Regions from separate parts of the Homo sapiens genome. Here region 1 is linked to region 2. A link is a contact called in ENCODE Hi-C or POLR2A ChIA-PET data. All regions are on one chromosome and are shown on one strand. Each heading gives the region's core, a stretch centred on a gene start or an enhancer-like site at or near the end of the contact. The rest is flanking DNA. Distances are from core to core; before and after follow the strand shown.

Region 1 (5,192 bases), core at 2,073-4,572, 93 kb after region 2:
AACTGTAACTGATGTTTTCTTGCTATATAAGCAGTGAATTCAGATACTTTTAATGGTTCTTGCAAGTATAGTTATTTTATTTTCTGGGAAGTTGAGGAGGGGGCAACACTTCCTTCCTCCCATTCTTCATGCTGACAAGCTAATATCACTTCATAATCAGACAATAAAAACAAAAATCTTGATACAAGGACCTGACAGAACAGCAAGAAGCGATGTGGAACTCAATACAGCAGGTCCAAGAAGTGACTTAACAAAATCTCACAATCAGAGAATGTTAGAATTCAGCCCAAATCTCTGTATTGATCATCACCTTATTGAGAAGACGAGATATGAACTGTAAAATTATACTATACTGATTGTATAATAAACGGACATTCAGTTTTCAGCTCATATGTTGTTTCTATAAACTCCCCTGTCAAAAAGTGCATTCAAGTACATACTGCTATAGTTAGATATCTGGGTTGATTGAGCCCTATCTGATGATAGGCAGGACTCTCATGCCCAAGGAGATGAAATGAAATAGACATCAGTCTCATGGAAGATTTCTTCTTTTTTTATAACAGTTTTATTGAAATGTAATTCATACGCCATACAGTTCATCCATTTAAAATGTACGATATGATGTTTTTAGTATATTCACAGAGTTTTAAATCATCAACACAATCAATTTTAGAATATTTTCATTACCCCTGAAAGAAATTTTGTACCCATTTGTCCCATTAGCCATCATTCTTCATTGCCCACAACCCTAGGCAAACACTAATCTACTTTGCGTCTCTATAGATTTGCCTATTCTGCATATTTCATATAAATAGAATAATATACTATGTGGTCTTTGTGATTGGCTTCTTTCACTGAACATTTTCAAGGTTCATCCATGTTGCAGCAGGTATCAGTACTTCATTCCTTTTTATCAAATAATAGCCTGTTGTATAGATAATACCGCATGTTATTTATCCATTAATCAATTGATAGACATTTGAGTTGTTCCTACTTTTCAGCTATTATGAATAGTGTTGCTACAAGGAATTCCTGTATAAGTTCTTGTGGAGACATAGGTTTTCATTTCTTTGGGTTGTATAGCTAGTAGTGAAATTGCTGGGTCATATGATAAACCTATGTTTCACACTTTGAGGAAATGCCAGATTGTTTTCCAAAGCAGCTGCACCATTTGACATTCTCATCAGCAGTGCAGAGTTCCAATTTCCCCACATCCTTGTCAATATTTGTTATTATGTCTTTTTAAATTATAGCTATCCTATTTCATTGTGGTCTAAATATTGCTTTAATGGGAGCTTCTTATTCTTTTTCTGTTTCCTTTTTTTTTTTTTTTTTTTTTTTTTTTGAGACAGGATTTTGCTCTGTCACCCAGGCTGAAATACAGTGGTGTAATCACGGCTCACTGCAGCCTTGACCTGCAGGATTCAAGTGATCTTCCCACCTCAGCCTCCCAAATAACTGGGATTGCAGGCATGCACCACCACACATGGCTGACTTTGTTTTTTTTTTTTTTTGAGAAGGAGTCTCACTGTGTTGCCAGGCTGGAGTGCAGTGGTGCAATCTCGCCTCACTGCAACCTCCACCTCCCTCCGCCTCCTAGGTTCGAGTGGTTCTCCTGCCTCAGCCTCCGAGTAGCTAAGACCATAGGCACACGCCACCATGCCCAACTAATTTTTTTTTTTTTTTTAGTAGAGACGGTGTTTCACCATGTTGGCCAGGATGGTCTTGATCTCTTGACCTCGTGATCTACCCACCTTGGCCTCCCAAAGTGCTGGGATTACAAGTGTGAGCCACTGCACCAGCCCTCCTAGCTAATTTTTAAATTTTTTGTAGAGACTGGGTCTTGCTATATTGCTTAAACTGGTCTTGAACTCCTAGGCTCAAGCAATCCTCCTGCATCAAGCCTCCCAAAGTGCTGGAATTGCACGCATAAGACACTGTGCCAAGCCAATGGGGCTTCTTTCTGATTGAGTGTTCTGCAAAATAATTGAATGTTTTTAATTACTTTATATAATATGTACTTTATTAACTTTGTTTACTCACAAAAATAATCAGATTTGTTATATAAAAAGTGTTTGGTTTTCTACTACTGTATAACAAACTATCCCATAATGTAGGGGTTTAAAACAACAACCATTTTATTCTCTTGCTATTCTGTAGGTTGACTGGGCTCTGCTGGATGGTTCTTCTGCTCTATGTGATGTTGGCTGGGGCTGCAGTCACCTGGGAGTACTACTGTACAGGAAAATCCAAGCTATCTCTCTTACGTGTCTGGTACCTTGGCAGTGATGGCTGGAAGGCTGGACTCAGATGGGGTACTTGAGCCGCTAGGATTTTTTCTATTTCTACATAGTCTCAAGGCCTCTGTCTTTCCACATGGCCTTCCCAGCAGAGGAGGTGGACTTCATACCTGGCAGCACAGAGCTCCCAAAAGTGCAAAAAGGGAGACTTTGAGACTTTTCTAAGGCTTTGGCCTGGAACTGATGTAAGTATCACTTCTACCATGTTTTATTGGTTAAAGTGAATCTGGGCCAGTCTAGATTCCATGTGGGAGGGGACTACAGAATGGCAGGAGTCATAGGAGGCATGGATCCTTGGGGGCCACCTTTGGAGACTAGCTACCAGAAACAACACTATCAACAACAACAAAAGAAAACAACAACAACAAAAAATAGCCAGGCACATTGGTTCATGCCTGTAGTCCCAGCTACTCAGGAGACTGAGGTGGGAGGATCTCTCAAGCCTGGAAGATTGAGGCTGCAGTGAGCCACGATCATGCCACTGCATTCCAGCCTAAGTGACAGTGACACACTGTCTGAGAAAAACATTAAGGATAACTTTTGAGCACATTATTATTGTTAGTTATTGATTTTACCAAGAAACTAATGGATAGCATCTATTATGCCTGAATAAGGAGTTTTTGTGTCCTTTGCAATGCTGAAGACTGTTGTACACATCTCCTATTAGCTTGTTTTAAGCCAGAGCTTAATTTTTAATAATTCAGTGATGAATCTTATTTAATCTCTTAAACCTCTTGCCTAATTCTCTTTTACATTATGGGATTAAACACATTAAAAAGAAGATATGGCCAAACAATGACTCACTCTTCTTTCAACGAGATCCCCAAAGGCAGATAGACTAGAAGAAATGTGGCAGAAGTGAATGAAATACACAAGTCGAAACTCAGATATAAATCATCAGAGGCTCAGTCTATTGACTCCAACTTCCCCTTTCTTTCATGGCACAAAAATTAGTCTTAAAGGTTTGCAAATGCTACTCACTGCTGTACTTGCCACAAAATATTCCATATTGCGGCTGACATTACTAACTCACCGTCACAAACTATTTGCTTTGAGCTTTCTCTAACAGTAGGGAGAGGTCACACTGAGTCATCTACACTCTCACTCAGTCCCCTGAGAACCCTCAGGAGATTCATTTGCTTGATGGCTGGGCAGGATTAGCAATGTAGGGATGGTGGCTGTAGAGTGGGACCTTGGGCTGGTGGACCGTGTGCTCTTTGGGCCCAGGGCTGTATTAGGCTGAGGAGACTGAAGGAAGAGGCTGAACTCAGACTGGTTGAATGGAGCCCAATCAGGTCAATTTACTATACGGAACCCAGACATGGTGATATTGATGGAGCTCTGTGTTCTCACTCACTCACTTCCTGATTCTGCCTGGGCTGGTGAAGTGCATTGTGATGGGGTGGGGCTGGAAGGGTCCCTGCTCTGGGGCCACCTGTGTTTTGCTTCTTCTTAATAAGATCTGGAAAGTTCCCCCACTTTTACACTATGTTCCTTCCAATCACCAGCCTTGTGGGGAGGGTTGGGGAAATAAAATAGGAGCATCCCTTATGCCATGATTAAGGGGTGCTAAATAAAGCCCCCCTCTCTGAAAAAACCTGCCATATGGCTCAAGATACCTCCAGGACAACCTCCTTTGAGGCCAGGCATTGAAAGCAGCTGCAAAAAACCAAATGAAGTGGGGTACAATGGCACATGCCTGTAGTCCCAGCTACTCAGGAGGTTGAGGTGGGAGGATCACTTGAGTCCAGGAGTTCAAAGCTGTAGTGCTCTATGATTGCACCTGTCAGTAACCACTACTCTCTAGCCTAGGCAACATAGTGAGACGCCATCTCTAAAAAAAAAGAAAAAAAAGCAAATGAGGTTTGGGTGATCTTACATATACACCTATTCTCTGTCATTAACACTTTATCAATTCGGTTTATCAGACTTGCCCAGTGAAACATCTGAACTCTGGAAAAAGCACTCTAGACTGTATACTTTTACTGCAACCTCAGGTCCCAGATTTCAACCTTGAGAATTCTGCATATTTCTGCCAATGATAATTACAACTGTTGTACTGGAACTTTGTGTAGAAAGTATCAAAATACGATGATATCAAAATGAAACAGTCCATTCTTTACAGCCCACATTCCTTGGCTGGTTCAGAAGCTGCATTCTTTTTACTGTAAGAAAGCAAAAGCCAAACCAAAATTGGTGGGGGGTGGGGGGAGGGTGCATATTTAAAAACTGTGACCTCTCAGTGAGCTAAACCAGGACAGAAAAGTGAGAAGGATCATAAAGACTTCAGGGTAGGCCAAGTGCGGTGGCTCACACCTGTAATACCAGCACTTTGGGAGGCCAAGGCAGGCAGATTACTTGAGCTCAGGAGTTTGAGACCAGCCCGGGCAACATGGTGAAATCCCATCTCTACCAAAAATACAAAAAAATTAGCTGAGCATGGTGGTGCACATCTATAGTTCCAGCTACCTGGGAGGCTGAGATCAGAGGATCACTTGAACCTGGGAGGCAAAGGTTGCAGTGAGTCAAGATTGTGCCACTGCATTACAGCCTGGATGGCAGAGTGAGACCCCATTTCAAAAAAAAAAAAAAGCAGATTATATGGTGTAAGTTCATGTCTTTGTACATGTGCCCACCTCCCTGTTCCCACTCCTCCTTTTTTTCCACCTCTCATCCCCCAACTCCTGTGTCCTAGGCAGGCCTGGCTTTCCGAATTCACTTTCACTCCAGCCAGCCATTGCGATTGGCAGCCTGATCTATGGAGTGCAGGTGCATCCTAGTCTGACCTCCAGCCATGTGTTAAGCCAAGCAGGACAGGCTCTGCCCCAGCAGGGGTGGAAGATGGCACTTTGGAGGGTAAGTTCAAAACAGAAGAGTAACGGCAAGCCCACT
Region 2 (4,912 bases), core at 133-2,632:
ACTTTGGGAGGCTGAGATGGGAGGATCACTTGAGGCCAGAAGCTCGAGACCAGCCTGGTCCATGTAGCAAGAACCTATCTCTATAAAAAATACATAAATAAATTTGTTTTTAAAAAAGAACTAAGGCTTATTCACCTAGGGCACATAAATGCTTAGCAAATGAGAAATACGTTCTTTGGTTTATTGTTTGTTAAATTTTGATGGAGACAAGGTCTCACTCTACCACCCAGCTGAAATTCAATGATGCAATCATAGCTCACTGCAGCCTCAAACACCTGGGCTCAAGAAATTCTCCCACTTCAGCCTCCCAAGTAGCTAGGACTATAGGCGTGCACCACTATGCCCAGCTAACTTTTTTGTAGAGACAGGATCTCACTATGTTGCCCAGGCTGGTTTTGAACTCCTGGGCTCAAGGGATCCTCCTGCCTCCATCTTCCAAAGCACTGGGATTACAGGTGTGAGCCACCTTGCCCTGCCTTACTTTTTTTTTTTTTTGAGACGAGGTCTCATTCTGTCACCCAGGCTGGAGTGTGGTATGCCATCTCGGCTCACTGCAGCCTCCACCTGCCAGGCTCAAGCAATCCTCCCACCTCAGCCTCCCGAGTAGCTGGGACTACAGGTGTGTGCCACCACACCTGGCTAATCTTTGTATTTTTTGTAGAGACAAGGTCTTCCTATGTTGCCCAGGCTGGTCTTGAACTCCTAGGCTCAAATGATCCTCCCGCCTCAGCCTCCCAAAATGTTGGAATTACAGGCATGAGCCACCACACCCAGCACATTCTTTTTAATATATATAAAAAAAAAATCAGACTCTTGACACCATCATTAGGAGGTATGTATACCTTGAACAGTTTCTTCCATGAAAGAGATAAGATTACACCAAGTCATATACACCCTAGAGCTAAGGTAAGTATCATGCAGCCACTGCTTGCAGTGGGAAACAGCTGGTAAGAGCTTGGCATGACATCTAGGGCCGGAAATAGGAGTCAAGTCTGGGTAACCAGTCAAGATGCTGTAATAATCCCCAAGTGGGGCTCAAAGTAGGATTTTGGCCTCCTGAGCCTTATATTCTAAGCAACTAAGCTACAGGCCCAGACTGACTAAGGTGAAATCATTTCATTTATTTTCTATGTAACTTCTGGTAGGGACAATGCATCGGAAAACAATTGTAGGCTCAATGATTTTCCCCTTAATTTATCAGTACCATCTGCATTATAATGTAACTGAATATTTTTAGTTCTGCAGACTTGATTATTCAGAGGCTGATCATTCAGCTGTTGGCTTTTTGAAGCTCATTATGGCCCGAGTACCCGAAGACAGGAGAGAGGAAATGAAAGGAGGTGAAACTCAAATCAGTGGGCGTTGCTACTTTATTAGCAGATGAGACACCAAGATTGGGGTGGAGGGGGTGCGAGAGGGTGAAACCCCAGGTCTCCAGAGCTGAGGCTCTCTTCAGGCAGCTTTTATCAGATTCACACATCTTACATCACAGCACACTGACAGTCTGTCAATAATTCTGTGAGACTGGCCTATCCCCATAGTGATCCAAGACTATCACTAAGCTCCCTTCCTTTGTTCATATGGAAAAACCAAAACTCCAAAGGAGATTAACAGTTGAAGCCTTGAGGCCTAGAACCAACCCTTGCCCTGCAGAAGTCAGAGGACAGGTCAGCCCTGACTCCGAAAGGCCTGAGGATGGATTCATTTAGGGAAATGTTTAGAAAAGAATGCTGGGAGGAGTCTAAGCCACTTCCTCATGAAGCCCTGCCTCCCTCTCCCTCCCTTCCACACATTAATTATTCCCAGCAGGCCTTCCCACTTCCCAGGAACCCACAGATAGAGAAGTCCAATACACTGGCTCTGAGCCCTGGGTCACACCCAAGGTCCCCTGGCACTGTCCCTCTCGCAGCAGGCTGAGCTGTGGTTGGAGACTTGACTCCGGTCCCAGGCCCACATGCCCTTCAACCCCATCTGTGCCCAGCAGGCGCTGGGTGAATGTTACTGAACAAATGAATGAAAGCCACTCATTATTTTAAGTGAAAACTAAGTCACACCCAAGGAGGACCACACTCCTAATTTCTCTAGTGACAGTATTCCTCCAGCTGAGCCATGCAAAATGCACCTCACTTCTCTCTCCTTTCCTCTCCAGTCTGCTTCCTTTTTTCTTCCATCCTGAGCACTGGTGTCTGGAGAAACCCCCTGCCCTGGGAAGGTAGCATTCTCTTCTCTGGCTGACAACAGACTTTCCCGTGGATGGACCCTGCGAGGTCTGGGAAGCCCTACTCACCTCAACCCAGTAGGCTCCGGGCCGTCCTAAGTGAACCAACCACAGGAGAAAACCACGGAGGGGGGGAAATGGAAGGAAGCACCCCCTGCTACCGCCTCCTCTCACTTTCTCCGGGGCCTTAGCTCTGTCAGATTTTGAAGCATAATGAGTTTTGTTTCATAACAGTCTTAAATGAACTGGAAGGGGGAAGGGGATGACAATGATAAAAATCTTAATTAAAAAAAATTCCTACAGGCAAAGAGATTATCCAGATCCTGAGATGTGATAAAAGTCTGTTGAGCTGGGGGCCCTCCCGAGCCCCCAAGGACACAGCACTGGACATATATTTACGGAGCGCCTACTGTGTGCTGGGCACTCTTCCGAGGGCTTCGGATGCAGCAGTGAACAAACCCATTCTAGGAGAGGGAGGACTGGCAACAAAGATAATGAACAAGCAAACTACAGAGGACGGGAACAGGCTGAAGTGTTTTGGAAGAAAAGGAACAACAGAGCAAGTAAAGGGGATGGGTCATTCGGGCGAAGGTGTGGCGCACCTAACTGGAGAGGTGAGGAAAGCCCTGTTGAGAAAGAGACAGACTTCTGAGCCAAGACTTGAAAGAGGGCCGGGAGGGAGCAATGCAGATGAGTATCTAGGTTCTGGAAGAGCAACCCCAGCAGAGAGGACGGCTGTGCAAAGGCCCTGAGGCAAGCGCATACCAGATATGGGGCTGGAGAGGAGGAATGAGGAGGAGAGCTGTAGAAAGACAGGGCCTCAGGGGGGCTAAGGACTACTGTATGGACTCTGGCTTGTACTGCTTGGTGGGGGCCGCTGATGGGTTGTAAGCAGGAGAGAGACAGGTTTCCTTGTCATTCTCTGCCACCCCATCCCATCATTCTTCCTGGTAATCTCCCTTGATATCATTTAATAAATATGGCTCAAAGCCCTCTCAGACTTCTGGTGATGAGTTATAAACTCAAACAATCTTAAGAAAACCGGCAAGTCCCACACCTACTGCCCCCCAAAATCAGTATTAGACCATCTTCCCTCACTCCAAAAAGCAAGGAGTTGAATCTTTTTTCTCTTAAGAGCTGCTGACCAAGAGAAGAAATAGAAAATGTTAATTAATAAGCCAGGCGCTATGGCTCATGCCTGTAATCCCAGCACTTTGGGAGGCCAAGACGGGTGGATCACTTGAAGTCAGGAGCTTGAGACCAGCCTGGACAACATGGTGAAACCCCTTTTCTACTAAAAATACAAAAATTAGCCAGTCGTTGGCTGGGCGCGGTGGCTCATGCCTGTAATCCCAGCACTTTGGGAGGCCAAGGTGGGTGGATCACGAGGTCAGGAGATGGAGACCACCATCCTGGCCAACATGGTGAAACCCCGTCTCTACTAAAATACAAAAAATTAGCCAGGCGTGGTGGTGCATGCCTATACTCCCAGCTACTTGGGAGGCTAAGCAGGGGAATCGCTCGAACCCAGGAGGCGGAGGTTGCAGTGAGCCAAGATTGTGCCACTGCACTCCAGCCTGGAGACAGAGCAAGACTCCATCTCAAAAAAAAAAAAAAAAATTAGCCGGGTGTTGTGGCAGGCAACTGAATCCCAGCTACTCGGGAGGCTGAGGCAGGAGAATGGCTTGAACCTGGGAGGTGGAGGTTGCTATGAGCTGAGATTGTGCCACTGCACTCCAGCCTGGGTGACAGAGCAAGACTCAGTCTCAAAAAAAAAAAAAAAGAAAAGAAAAGAGAAGAAAATGTTAATCAATAACTAAAGACAAGGGAAGAGTAATTTCATTCAGCAAATTTTTTCTTGAGAGTGCAAAAGCTAAAAAGCTTGTTTTTAGACTAAAAATGGAAAAAATTTATTCAATAAATAGAAGACATTTTAAAATACAGGCTACTTAACATATATATAACTAGCAATTAATAGAAAGGAGGAAAGCGAGAGATGGAGAAAAAAGGGAAGGTGGGTAGGTAGAAAGATAAGAATGGAAAATAGAATGACAAGTACAGAGAGGAAAATGGAGATATATGTGGAAAAGTACAGAAGGCTCCAAACAGAGAGGCAGAAAGAAAAAGGAACTGAAGTTCCACAGGGTCTGAGGTTTCTTACTCTTCATTCACTCCCTGCAGTTTATTAGGTCCAAAGCACCAGCGCTTAATCCTTTCATTCCCTACTGCCCTGTGGCTGCCCTGATACTCCAATTAGTGGGCCCTCTATTTACACCTCTTTATCCTTACGCTAAGTAGAACTGGAGGAAGGGAGGGAAGAGAGATTAAATTACTCTTCCTCTCAAAACTGGAAAGGCAGTGGCCCAGCCAACACTAGCCGGTCAAGCCAGAGGTGGCAGCAGAAATTCCCTTGTCACTCAATACACACCAGGGACCCCCCAACCCCACAATAGATACAATATAAGCCACTAGGCAACCTTACCTTCTCAAGCTATAAAGTGAGCCGCCATGTCTGAGACCAGGTCCCAAATGCACCTTCTGTCAATGGAAGCTTCTGTCCCAAATTGTCCCCACCTTCATGTCCCTCCCCCTACCCGATGAGAAAGAAAAAAAGGCCCAACTAACAGAAGACTGAGGAAGCCCTGAAATAAGCTAAAATGGTTAGAAAGAAAGTGATAATAAATGAGAACGATG

The links. A loop is a pair of places that touch in the nucleus more often than their neighbours do. ChIA-PET counts read pairs that join two places held with the same protein, here RNA polymerase II (POLR2A). Pooled maps may share reads with other maps.
Region 1: a loop to region 2 is called in a pooled map, with 2.2 times the contacts of the local background. The contact joins two enhancer-like sites. A Hi-C loop is called at or near these places in 1 of 37 single-sample maps with no recorded cell type and 6 of 50 pooled maps. POLR2A ChIA-PET finds 5 or more read pairs at or near these places in 4 of 52 experiments (T-cell, WTC11, activated CD4-positive, alpha-beta T cell and 1 more).

The regions. Positions count from the first base shown.
Region 1 is chr6:42,517,774-42,522,965 of GRCh38, forward strand. No RefSeq gene overlaps it. Among named protein-coding and RNA genes, the nearest start is that of UBR2, 44 kb to the right of the region's middle. Within about 2 kb of position 3,323, at least 4 of the 41 ENCODE cell types and tissues checked have a DNase peak (open chromatin) inside an H3K27ac peak, as active enhancers do.
Region 2 is chr6:42,427,074-42,431,985 of GRCh38, forward strand. The region is part of intron 2 of TRERF1 (transcriptional regulating factor 1); the gene reads right to left. Among named protein-coding and RNA genes, the nearest start is that of TRERF1, 22 kb to the right of the region's middle. RefSeq lists an enhancer at 2,199-2,288. Within about 2 kb of position 1,383, at least 10 of the 41 ENCODE cell types and tissues checked have a DNase peak (open chromatin) inside an H3K27ac peak, as active enhancers do.